Linked DNA regions of Homo sapiens: region 2 is linked to region 1. A link is an interaction called in ENCODE POLR2A ChIA-PET data of the cell type or tissue named here. Cell type or tissue: GM12878. All regions are shown on one strand. Links, peaks and the distances in the headings refer to the core of each region. The heading gives the core; the rest is flanking DNA.

The links. ChIA-PET counts read pairs that join two places held together with the same protein. Peaks named below come from ENCODE experiments on the same cell type or tissue, not always from the same donor. Only the 100,000 strongest peaks of a DNase experiment are listed, where the experiment ranks them.
Region 2: POLR2A ChIA-PET joins it to region 1 with 7 read pairs; 1 of 35 experiments calls an interaction of 5 or more read pairs at or near these places.

The regions. Positions count from the first base shown.
Region 1 is chr3:120,049,943-120,055,423 of GRCh38, reverse strand. All of the region lies in intron 1 of GSK3B (glycogen synthase kinase 3 beta), which reads left to right. Among named protein-coding and RNA genes, the nearest start is that of MIR6529, 32 kb to the left of the region's middle. In GM12878, for the core only: no CTCF peak of the experiment used is centred there; a DNase peak (open chromatin) is centred at 2,953; H3K4me3 peaks cover 919 bases; H3K27ac peaks cover 1,300 bases.
Region 2 is chr3:120,647,029-120,652,278 of GRCh38, reverse strand. HGD (homogentisate 1,2-dioxygenase) reads left to right here. Exons shown (of 14, transcript NM_000187.4): 6 at 1,414-1,505; 7 at 4,368-4,402; 8 at 5,227-5,250. Among named protein-coding and RNA genes, the nearest start is that of HGD, 33 kb to the left of the region's middle. In GM12878, for the core only: no CTCF peak of the experiment used is centred there; a DNase peak (open chromatin) is centred at 2,158.

The sequences.
Region 1 (5,481 bases), core at 294-5,293:
TGAAAAGTGATATTGATATACTATTATTGCTGTACTGTGATGGAGTATATCACAGGTTATGGAGGTTATTTCAATATTGAAAAAATGCTAGTTGAGTATACATACATTCCTGCACCATTGTTAATAAATTATATTCTTTTTGATGTGTTGCTTAGCTTCTTGGGACCCTTTACTCACTAGACTTTTATTGACAGCTGTGTTCCAAAATACAGTTAGATAAAAAGAACAAGACACATTTTTTTTTCTAACTTTGCAGGTTGGTAGAGAAATACACATGTTCTGTGATAAGTATTATTATAGCCACAAACAATTAAGAATATTATGGGAGGGCCTAGGCAAGATATCGTTAAGAAGTGAGGGAGGAATGAAGGAAAGGGAATTGATTTGAAAAGATTAAGGTTGTACAATCTTCCTTTAGTAGTTGATGATTTCTTTAGGTGTCTGAGTCCAAAGGAGAGAGAAAGGAGGAGTCAAGAAAGACACCCAGATATTTGTCTGGGAAGACCAGATGGATACCAGTGTTTATCAAAATGTGGAATAAGCCCTACTTCCAACAAAACAAAACTCATTACATGTGCTACACTTTCAAAGACACTGTGTTATTGTTTTCCAAGATGAGTTCAATTGTGGGCATGTTAGTTTGAGGGGCCTAGGGTGGAGATTTGTGGAAGCCATTTGGAGAGCTATCAGGAGACTTGTATGAGCTGATGAGCAGTGTAGCATAAGTAGGTGAAGGAAATGCTTAAGATCATCCTTTGAGAATTTTTAGTAGGAGAAGAGAAGATGGTCAGAGACCCTCTGATAATTGAGGGACAGGCAGAGGGAAATAAATTAAGCAAAACATAAAAAAGAAAAAAGGGTCAGGTTGTGTTGAAGGCAAGTGACCAGTTTAAAGAAAAAAGGTTAGGGGAGAGAGGGATCTGAAATGTTAAATCCTGCCTAAAGGACAAATAAAATCTGAAAAGTGTTTATTAGATTTAGGAATAAGAAGGCATTGATGACTTTGGAAAAAGCAACTAAACTGGGAAGTTGGGTGTAGAAGCTGGAGAAGTGGAGGATATAGAGGTGAGGAAGTGGAAGACAGTGAGTATTGACTACCGTTTGAAAAGTTTGCCTATGAAGCTGGTGGAGTACAGGTTAAAAGTGAGCAAGCAGGGATTTGAAAGTGTTAATGTTCTAGGGAAGGAGAGAGAGGAGGGAATGAGAGATTGAACTAAGGATAAAATACCATCATCTTGAACTTTCTAGAGAAATGTTTTTTATGCTTCTTGTTTGCTCTTTTTGTAAAAATTGTTCTAAGGTATTTTTTAGATAATGCTGAATATCTTTTTTGATACCTTTATGATATTTCAGCTACCATGAATATCAGTTATTGTACTGCCGGTATCAAAGAATATATTAATAGCAACAGCCCTGTTCTAAAATACAACAGTTCAGGGCTGTATTAGTTCATTTTCATGCTGCTGATAAAGACATACGCGAGACTGGATACTTCATACAGGAAAGAGGTTTAATGGACTCACAGTTCCACGTGACTGGAAGGCCTCGCAATCATGGTGGATAGCAAGGAGGAGCAAGTCACGGCTTACATGGATGGCAGCAGGCAAAGAGAGAGCTTGTGCAGGGAAACTCCCCCTTATAAAACCATCAGATCTCATAAGACTTATTCACTATCATAAGAACAGTATGGGAAAGATGTGCCCCATGATACAATGTGGGTCCCTCCCACAACACGTAGGAATTTTGGCAGCTACAATTCAAAATGAGATTTGGGTGGGACACAGCCAAACCATTCAGGGGCCGTTTAATGTAATTATATAGTAGCTTTTTAATAGCCAGTTTTATCTTTTCCTTGTGGGTGCACATGTGTTTTGCCCACTAACTCATTGATGTGGTTGGTCCTAGCAATAGTAGTCCCTATTACTACAAATGTGCTAAGTAACTGTGAATGGGAAATCCACATTACCAAATTGTTAGAATTGTTCTTTGAATGAAATTACTGATTTTAATCATTAGATTGTAAGGAAGGTCTGGGGATTACATCTGTAAAGTGTACTCTGTGATAGATGTAGTTTTCTTTTTCTTTTGAGCCAGTGTCTCACTCTGTCGCCCAGGCTGGAGTGTAGTGGCGCGATCTGGGCTCACCACAACTTCCGCCTCCCAGATTTGAGTGATTCTTCTGCCTCAGCCTCCCGAGTAGCTGGGATTACAGGCTCCCGCCAACACACCCGGCTAATTTTTGTATTTTTAGTAGAGAAGAGGTTTCACCATGTTGGCCAGGCTGGTCTCGAACTCCTGACCTCAGGTGATCCACCCACCTCGGCCTCCCAAAGTGCTGAGATTACAGGCATGAGCACCATGCCCGGCCTATAGTTTTCTACTGCTGTTTTACTTAGAATGTAGAGCTCTATAGTAGAGCTCTGTAGTTAGACTGCTTTAGAATCCCAGCTCTAACACTTACGAACTCTGACCTTGAACAAATGACTTACCTAAGAGCTTTCTTCATCTTTAAGTTGGTGATAATAATAGTACCTATCTCACACGGCTATTGAGGTTAAATGATGTAATGCATGAAAAACATAGCTTGGTACAAACTAGGTACTTACTCAGTAAACAGCTGTTAATAATTATTTTCTCCCTGCCTCCAGGATTTTGATTTTCTAAGCTTGATGTTTTTGGAAGTCTTCTTGATTAGAAAGATGTTACTATATTTGAAAAGGGAATAGAGTCAACTAGAGTCATATTGCAAATTTTATGTGTCTGAGAGTGTAATGAGAATTTGCAGCATATGTAAACAAGTAGATTTATTTTTCTGAGGTAGGTCCATGGATTGTTAACAGTGGTTTAGGGAAGGTTAATGTGTTTAAAAATGAGAGGTAAAAAATAACCTAGAATTACCATATGGGATATTTTACTTGGGGTGCGTTGGGGGTTACTGTGGACTAGCTATTTTAGGACAGGAAATTAACATAACCTGGTGAGGCTCATGAATCTTTCAGCCTTAGTATCAGAACTACTCGGTAACCTGTAATTTAACCCATGGCAGTACTTGGAGGGCAGGAAGTTAGGGTTTGTGCCTGGTCTGAGAAAGCCTATTTTCACCTTTTTATGAGACTTGTGCTCTTAAAAGACAGAGAATGAAATTATCTAAGACATTTGACAACCATCAATTTAGTCATTTTCTTCCTTCTGTCAAATAAATTGTACTATTCTTTTAAACATTTTAGAGCCCTGTTGAAAATTTGCACCTTTTTTATATAGTAAAACATCAATGGATGGAAAATCCTGTTTTCTGGGGTAGCCCTCTTTATTGAACTTCTCTAACACCCACAGATCCCGTTTATAAAGAAGAGGCACATTTAGTATGTTTAAAAATAGTGAACTCTTTCCTTCTGTGAATTTCTCAGGATGTGTTAATGGTGTTTAAAGTTTAATGCTGCTAAACCCACACAGGAATTTTCACTGGTTTTAAATGCCACAAAAACAGTTTTTACTTTTGTTGATAGCTGGTTTAGTAAAAAGACCTTGTTGTTAAATTCAGGAATGATTTAACAAATTATTAAAGGTTTCATTGCTTTTTTCAAAATACTTCCTATTTGCAAGTCTCTTCATATCTGCAGTCATACCAAATTACTCATATCTTTTTTTTTTTTTTTTGAGATAGAGTCTCACTCTGTCGCCCGGGCTGGAGTGCAGTGGCATGATCTCTGCTCACTGTGACCTCCGCCTCTTGGGTTCAAGTGATTCTCGTGCCTCAGCCTCCTGAGTAGCTGGGATTACAGATGCCCACCACCACACCTGGCTAATTTTTGTATTTTTCGTAGAGATGGGGTTTTGCCATGTTGGCCAGGCTGGTCTCAAAGTCCTGACCTCAGGTGATACACCCGCCTCAGCCTTCCAAATTGCTGGGATTGCAGGCGTGAGCCACCGCGCCTGACCCAGTATAGTGCTTTTTATAATTAATTGTGTACTTTTAAAAAACCTTTATTCATGATAAAGTAAATCCAGTCTACTGAGTGGCTGTGCTATATCTTTAACAGCTATTTTATCTTTATTTCCTTCAGTGTTACAGCTTCCCTACATAGTACAGATTATGTTACCTAATTAAATAGTTGAGCTATGTCCCATTCTAGTTAAGAAAACTGTCCTGTTGCCTATTTTCATCTGATTAAAATTTTCTGACTTTCTTTCAATATCTGTTTTTTTGTAAACCAGCCTATTCAGTTTTATGTCCCAACGTCCTGTTCTCTTGCTTGCCCACTGATTTTTTTCTCCATCATTAAAAAAAAAAAAAAAGAAATTGATAGACAGCATCTGGAGTGTCCTAGACCCTACTAGACCTGGTGTTTGGCCCACTGATTTCTTCTCAAAATGATTGTATCCTGTAGTTTAATTTAGCTACAGTGACCCATAACACTTCACTCAAACTGCTTTTCTGCCTCTCAGATTGTTTCCTCAGTCTTGCCTGCAGAGCACTTCTCTACCTCTCCAGCCACCTACCCCGTTTAAGTGTTTATATTTTGACCTCAGCCATTTGTTCATACTCTGCCTACCTTCCTTCTACCCTAGTGATCTGGTTTATGAAAAACTAGATATTAATTCTACTGCTTTGACCAGATCTAGTCCTCTAACCCAGATCTTTTCAGAATCCTAGACCTGCAGGAATTACCACCTACATGTTCCACAGCTACTTTAAACTGAACATGTTAAAACTGAACTCATTTTCTCTCCTGACCTTCTCTCCTCCCCTAAACAGAATGAAACCTCTATATTCTTCTTCTTCCTCTCTATCTTGGTAAATGGCACCATTATCCATAGACGCCCCTGGCTTCCTTCCCAGGAACCAAAGTTGTTTCCTCCTTACACCTAGTTCTCCACCAGTAGTCATTCTTCAAGTCTACCCCCTAAATATCTTTGGAACCTATTCCTCTTCATTTACTAGAGCCTTCACTTTAGTTTAGGACCTTATCACTCTGCCTAGACCAGAGGTTTGCAAACTATAGCCCATAAAGCCAAATACGGCTAGCCGTCTGTCTTTGTAAATCAAGTTTTATTAGAATGCAACTTCTGTGGTTTAGATATGGTTTGTTTTTCAGCATTAAAACTTGTTTCGATCATCAATGTGGCAGTGTTAAGAGATGAGGCCTGGTGGGAGATGTTTTGTTTCATGGGGGGTGGATCCCTCATGAATGGCTTTGTACCTTTTTGTAGCAGTGAGTGAGTTCTTGCTCTGGTGGTACTAGATTAGTTCTCATGGGAATGGGTTAATTCTGAGATAATGGATTGTTATAAAGCCAGGATGCCGCCAGATTTTTTGTCTTCACATCTGACCACTTCCCCTTTGAGCTTCTTTGTCATTTTGTGATGTAGCATGAAAGTCCTCACCAGAAGCCAGGGCCATGCCCTTTAAATTTCCTAGCCTGTAGAACTGTGAGGTGAATAAACCTTTTCTTTATAAATTACCCAGTCTCATGTATTCTG
Region 2 (5,250 bases), core at 251-5,250, 600 kb before region 1:
GATGTCTGATGATGTCTTTGTTTATAAATATATAAAATAAATTATATAAAATTACAAAGAAGCTAATGATATTGAAATATAACGATAAAAATACTATTAAAAACAAATTTGATTTGGTTTATAGTCATTCATGTGCTTTCTTGTTAATGTGCTAAATCATAATATCTATGGAAAACATCTAATAATTCTGGTATGAGCATAAATATACTTTGAGGTATCTATAACAACTATAATGTGATATCCATGATTTTTATCATTGATAAAGTTACAGGCACCTCTAATACTGCTGTGGTTTTTTGCCTACATTCATATTAGTTGAAAGAAATGATAAATTTCACTCAGAGATTAGCAAAAGTAAATATAAAATATTTCCCATCCAAGTTCATAAATCTCCCTGAAGTAGATGCTTGGGCTAGAATGGCGTCAATTCAACATGGCAACTCTAGTTAGTACAATGCTGATTGGAAGCTCTGTTTGGTAGTTATAGGTCCCAGGAGTACTGGAATAACTGCACAGAGCAAGGAGTATCTGGGGGAGAGGAGAAAGGAGCTCTAAGGAAGTGGGGCTCAAAGAGACCAGTGGAGGGTTCTGCAGACCAGCCTCAGCTCATGGCTTACGTAGGGACACTCCAAGTGCCGAGCCATAGGATAAATTGTTGGAAACATCTTGAAGTTCTCATCTTTATTAAGTGCTCCAAACTCTTTGTAGACTCACTTAAATATACCCTAAACTTACAAATTGAGTTAAAATACAAAATGATATCCCCATCTCCTTTCTTGTGTGAATTGTAGATATCTGGAGGCGCAGAGCTCTCTCCTTTTGGCTCTCCATCTGCAGGTTTGGGGCTGAGGGCTATTTTGAGAAGACCCATGTGTTAAGGTTTCTTGCACTATGGATCATCTGGTCACACAGCAGAGAGAATTACAGTCCATCTGAATACAGTCCTCTGCCCTGTTCCAGAGAGATTAGGCTGACCCTATCCATAAGCAGAGGGCTGCCCATAGTGGAGTGTACTTGAGAGGCATTAACTGGTCCCTGATGCTGCAACCTTCCTCCCCAAGCCTCCTAGATGCCTGATGGTACCTCCAACAGAATCTCTTCTTCCAGTTGATGTCAAGCATCAAATTGATAAAATACCAAGTAATGAACTGATACTCTGTAAGTTCTTCTGATATAGCCACTAAGACAACCCAGATTTAGGCCATGGCTGGAGACTAGGGTAAACCACAAACTACCAAACATGAGTCAGTAAATTCAGGCTCCTTAGAGGCTGCCTGGATTCCAAACGTCCCACCGGTCCCAAAGGGAAGACCCTAGTAGAAATGTGCCTCATGACCCTCAGGGACCAGTGGAAGGGCTGCCTCTTGGGCACCGTTCACATTAACCTTTCCCTCTTCTGTGGGTCTCTCCCAGGGCCTGCATACCTTGTGTGGAGCTGGAGACATAAAGTCTAACAATGGGCTTGCTATCCACATTTTCCTCTGCAATACCTCCATGGAGAACAGGTAAGTGGCTCAGTTCTAGGGAAGGACATGCCCATCTTCTAAGGGATTTTGGCCAGAAGTCAAACTCCAGGTTTCACTCTTGTGAAGTCACATATGCACATACATAGTTGTTTTTGTTATTGGTTTTCTCCTCAAGGCAATATTCATATATATTTATTGACAATGATAATGAATGAGACAAAAGGCATTTATCTTGACTGAACATCAGTGATATAAACAAGCACATCACATAACAATGTAAACAGAAAAGGGAGGATGGAGCCCTGGAATGCAGGAGTAGATCGAAAGGCATTTTGACTTTAAGTCTGAGTCCAAATATGCTTTTGTTGTTGTTTGATATTTCAAGGATTTTTCTGAGCCAAATATGAGTGACCAATGGCCTGCGACACAGCCATCAGGAGATCCTGAGAACATGTGCCCAAGGTGATTGGGCTACAGCTTGGTTTTATACATTTTAGGGAGGCATAAGACATCAGTCAACACATATAAGGTGTACATTAGATCCAAACTGTGGTTTTTATCTCAGTAGAAAAGTAACAGCAGATTTAAAGCAGGCAGAAAAGAAAACAGAGAAATAGAGAACTTAGAAACTCTGTAGTTGCAGGTTGACCTTTGGGCTCTGAATGATACAATTTTCCCATTGGTTTAAAATGTGCACAACAGACTGTAATATGTAACCAGCTGGAGTACTAGAAACTCTGGCATACCCTTGAACTTTTCCATTTTACACAAACACTTGCAAGTAGAGGCACCTTTCTCCTTGTCTTTCCTCATTCTTAGATTATTTGTTTCCCACGTTTTTTTTCTTAAAAGGAGGAACTGAGCTGTGACCTAGGGGTTTTGTGGGTGGTGGATTGGTGTACTGAATGTAGGCAGGACTCCACAGTGTTTCACCACCGAGTCGTTTCCACCCTCTTACCTGTCTCAGTTTCTCTCTCCAGAGATCTAGCACCTCTGAGAGGCCTCAAAATGCCAAGTGATCAGCTCTTATATGTATTTCCGGGACAAAACTATTTTTGGGGGGGTTCCCTGTAGCGCCACTGCACATCACAGGGGATGAATCCCTCAGACACTGCAACTCAGCCCCTAGTCACCCAGGGTGCCTTTCAGTTGGGAAGAACAAAATGCCCTTTCTCTTCAGAGCTGAGGAGCTCAGTCTCTCATTTATGCACAAAAATGACAGTCACACGAATGCGCAGGCAAGCCAACTGAGCTAAATTTGGGGAGAAAAAACAATGGAGTAGACCATTTAGAATACACCTCCAAACTGGAAACCAAACAGGGTACCCAAAAGGGAGTCATTCTTGTTGTCTTTAGAAAAAGACAACGGAGGCCGGGCACAGTGGATCACGCCTGTAATCCCAGTACTTTGAGAGGCCGAGGTGGGCGGATCACGAGGTCAGGAGCTCGAGACCAGCCTAGCCAACATAGTGAAACCCCATCTCTACTAAAAAATACAAAAAATTAGCCGGGCGTGGTGGTGGGCGCCTGTAATCCCAGCTACTCAGGAGGCTGAAAAAGGAGAATTGCTTGAACCCGGGAGGCGGAGGTTGCAGTGAACCGAGATCATGCCATTGCACTCCAGCCCGGACAACCGTGTGAGACTCCATCTCAAAAAAAAAAAAAAAAAAAAAGAAAAAGAAGAAAAAGACAATGGAGAAATCCTTTAGAATGGACCTGTGAACTAGAATTAGGAACCTAAACAAGAGCTTCCTAGGAGGGAAAAATCAAGAACTGTCAACCAAACAGGGCTCAGGAGGACTTAACAGTTCCATCAGAGGAGAAGCCCAAAGTTGAAGGCGCTTTCAATAGGTCCCTGCTGATACCTTAGCTCTGAGTTCAGGCAACTCCTTCAGGGTTCTGAGTCTTCTCTGAGGCCCAATGTGTCCAGGTGCCAAATTATTGTTGACAAAAATAGTCAAACTATTAATATGTAAAATATTTGAATTGATGTATTCTGAGCCAAATATGAGTGACCAGTGACCCATGACCCAGCCCTCAGGAGATCCTGAGAACATGTGCCTTTGAATATCCTTAATTTCTAAGGTTCCCCAGGGCTGTTCTTGAGTCCCAGGTCACAGTGTGTGAGTTTCCATTAGGACCACCCATTAGTAGCAGGCTACCCGACTTTGGCTTCAGCTAACAGCTCTGTGTAAGCTTAAAATTCTTAAGTAGAGGAGCTTATATACTGGCTTTGCAAAACAAAGTATGCAAATGGCATTCCTGCCTTATTATACACTACCTCTGGAACTGGACCATTTGTGTCCAAAGCCCAACTCTACATTTCCTGGCTGAGCGACCTTGTGAGCCATGAATCAGGGACAAGATCACAGCCCTATGACAAGGCTCTGGAGGCCTCTCTTTGGGTCAAATCTCATATCAGGCCACCTCCCCTCTCTCCACTTGAGCCGCATTGGCCTTCATTCACTTCTTTCAAGCTGCCGCGTGCCCTCCTTCTAAGCACTTGCACTTGCTGTTCCTTCTGCCTGGAACATTCTTTCCTTTCTCCAAACCCTCACCTAGATAACACCTTCAGATATCCGGTCAAATGTGTCCCTTCTTTGAAGAAGCCTTTGCTGATTCTTCAAACTAACCAAGTCGCTATTCTTTCATTCCCTCAAACTTGATTTTCACAGGGTCATTACAGTCTGCAAAGATATTGTTCTGTAATTATTTGATTGCTCTCTGACTCCCCACTAGACTCTAAGTTCCACAAGGGCAGAGCCTGGGTCATTTTGCTCCCCATTTTATACCCAGCTCTGAGCTTGCTACATAGGCACTAAACAATGATTTGTGTTATGACGTAATTTGTCTAGACAATGTTAAAACTGAAAATCACAAGAATTACTCTATATGTTTCAGATGCTTTTACAATTCAGATGGGGACTTCTTGATTGGTGAGTTCTGAAGACTTCAGACCCCCTCACTGTTAATTGACCCCTAACCGCAAGCTGCTTTCTAATTTTATACACATTATTTTCCTTCATTCTCCAATCTGTCTTATTTCATTTAGTGCAATCCAGAGACTGAGGTCTAGAGGCCACAGGTGGTCTGGAAAAGATTTCTAGTGTACCTCAAAGCCCCTACTCTATTTCCTTGTCTCTCTGTCTTTGCCCATCTCTTCTGGACCTTTCTGATGTGGGAGACCTGGGCAGCTGAAAAGAAATGAAGACTAATACTAATGGGATTAACTTATTACGGTAACTGTATTTGCCTTGAAACTCTCTCAGTAAAAGCCCATTTATCATTAGTAACTGCAATTTAAATTCAAATTTTCATGAGACCATCTAAAATGTAAAGTCTATCAGAGATTGTTCTGGTCTGCCTATTATACTTGATGGTTTTTTAGTATCAATATTTTGGAATCAACATTTTCGTGTATATGTCACACAAGCAAATGTCAGCCTTTCACTGGAACTATCAGAAATGGGTGATTTTCCATCCTATTTCTGCTACCCCTTTTTGACCATGTCACAAAATTGTGCATATACAAGTTCCTTGCCTGGTGACCAAAAAAGCAGAGTCATTGTTTTATTCACATTCTTCTAGATAGGAAAATAGCTAATCTAAGTTGTCAGAATTTATCTTTTTCCCCAAGAGACTCAATAAAGCTCTTTGCATTTGGAATGGAAAAGCAAATGCAGCCTTAAGCCTTTCCTGTTCATGAAATGGTTATCACACCAAAAGAATTGCTCACCACTGCCCTGTCTTTTTTTGTCAGTTCCGCAGAAAGGGAACCTTCTCA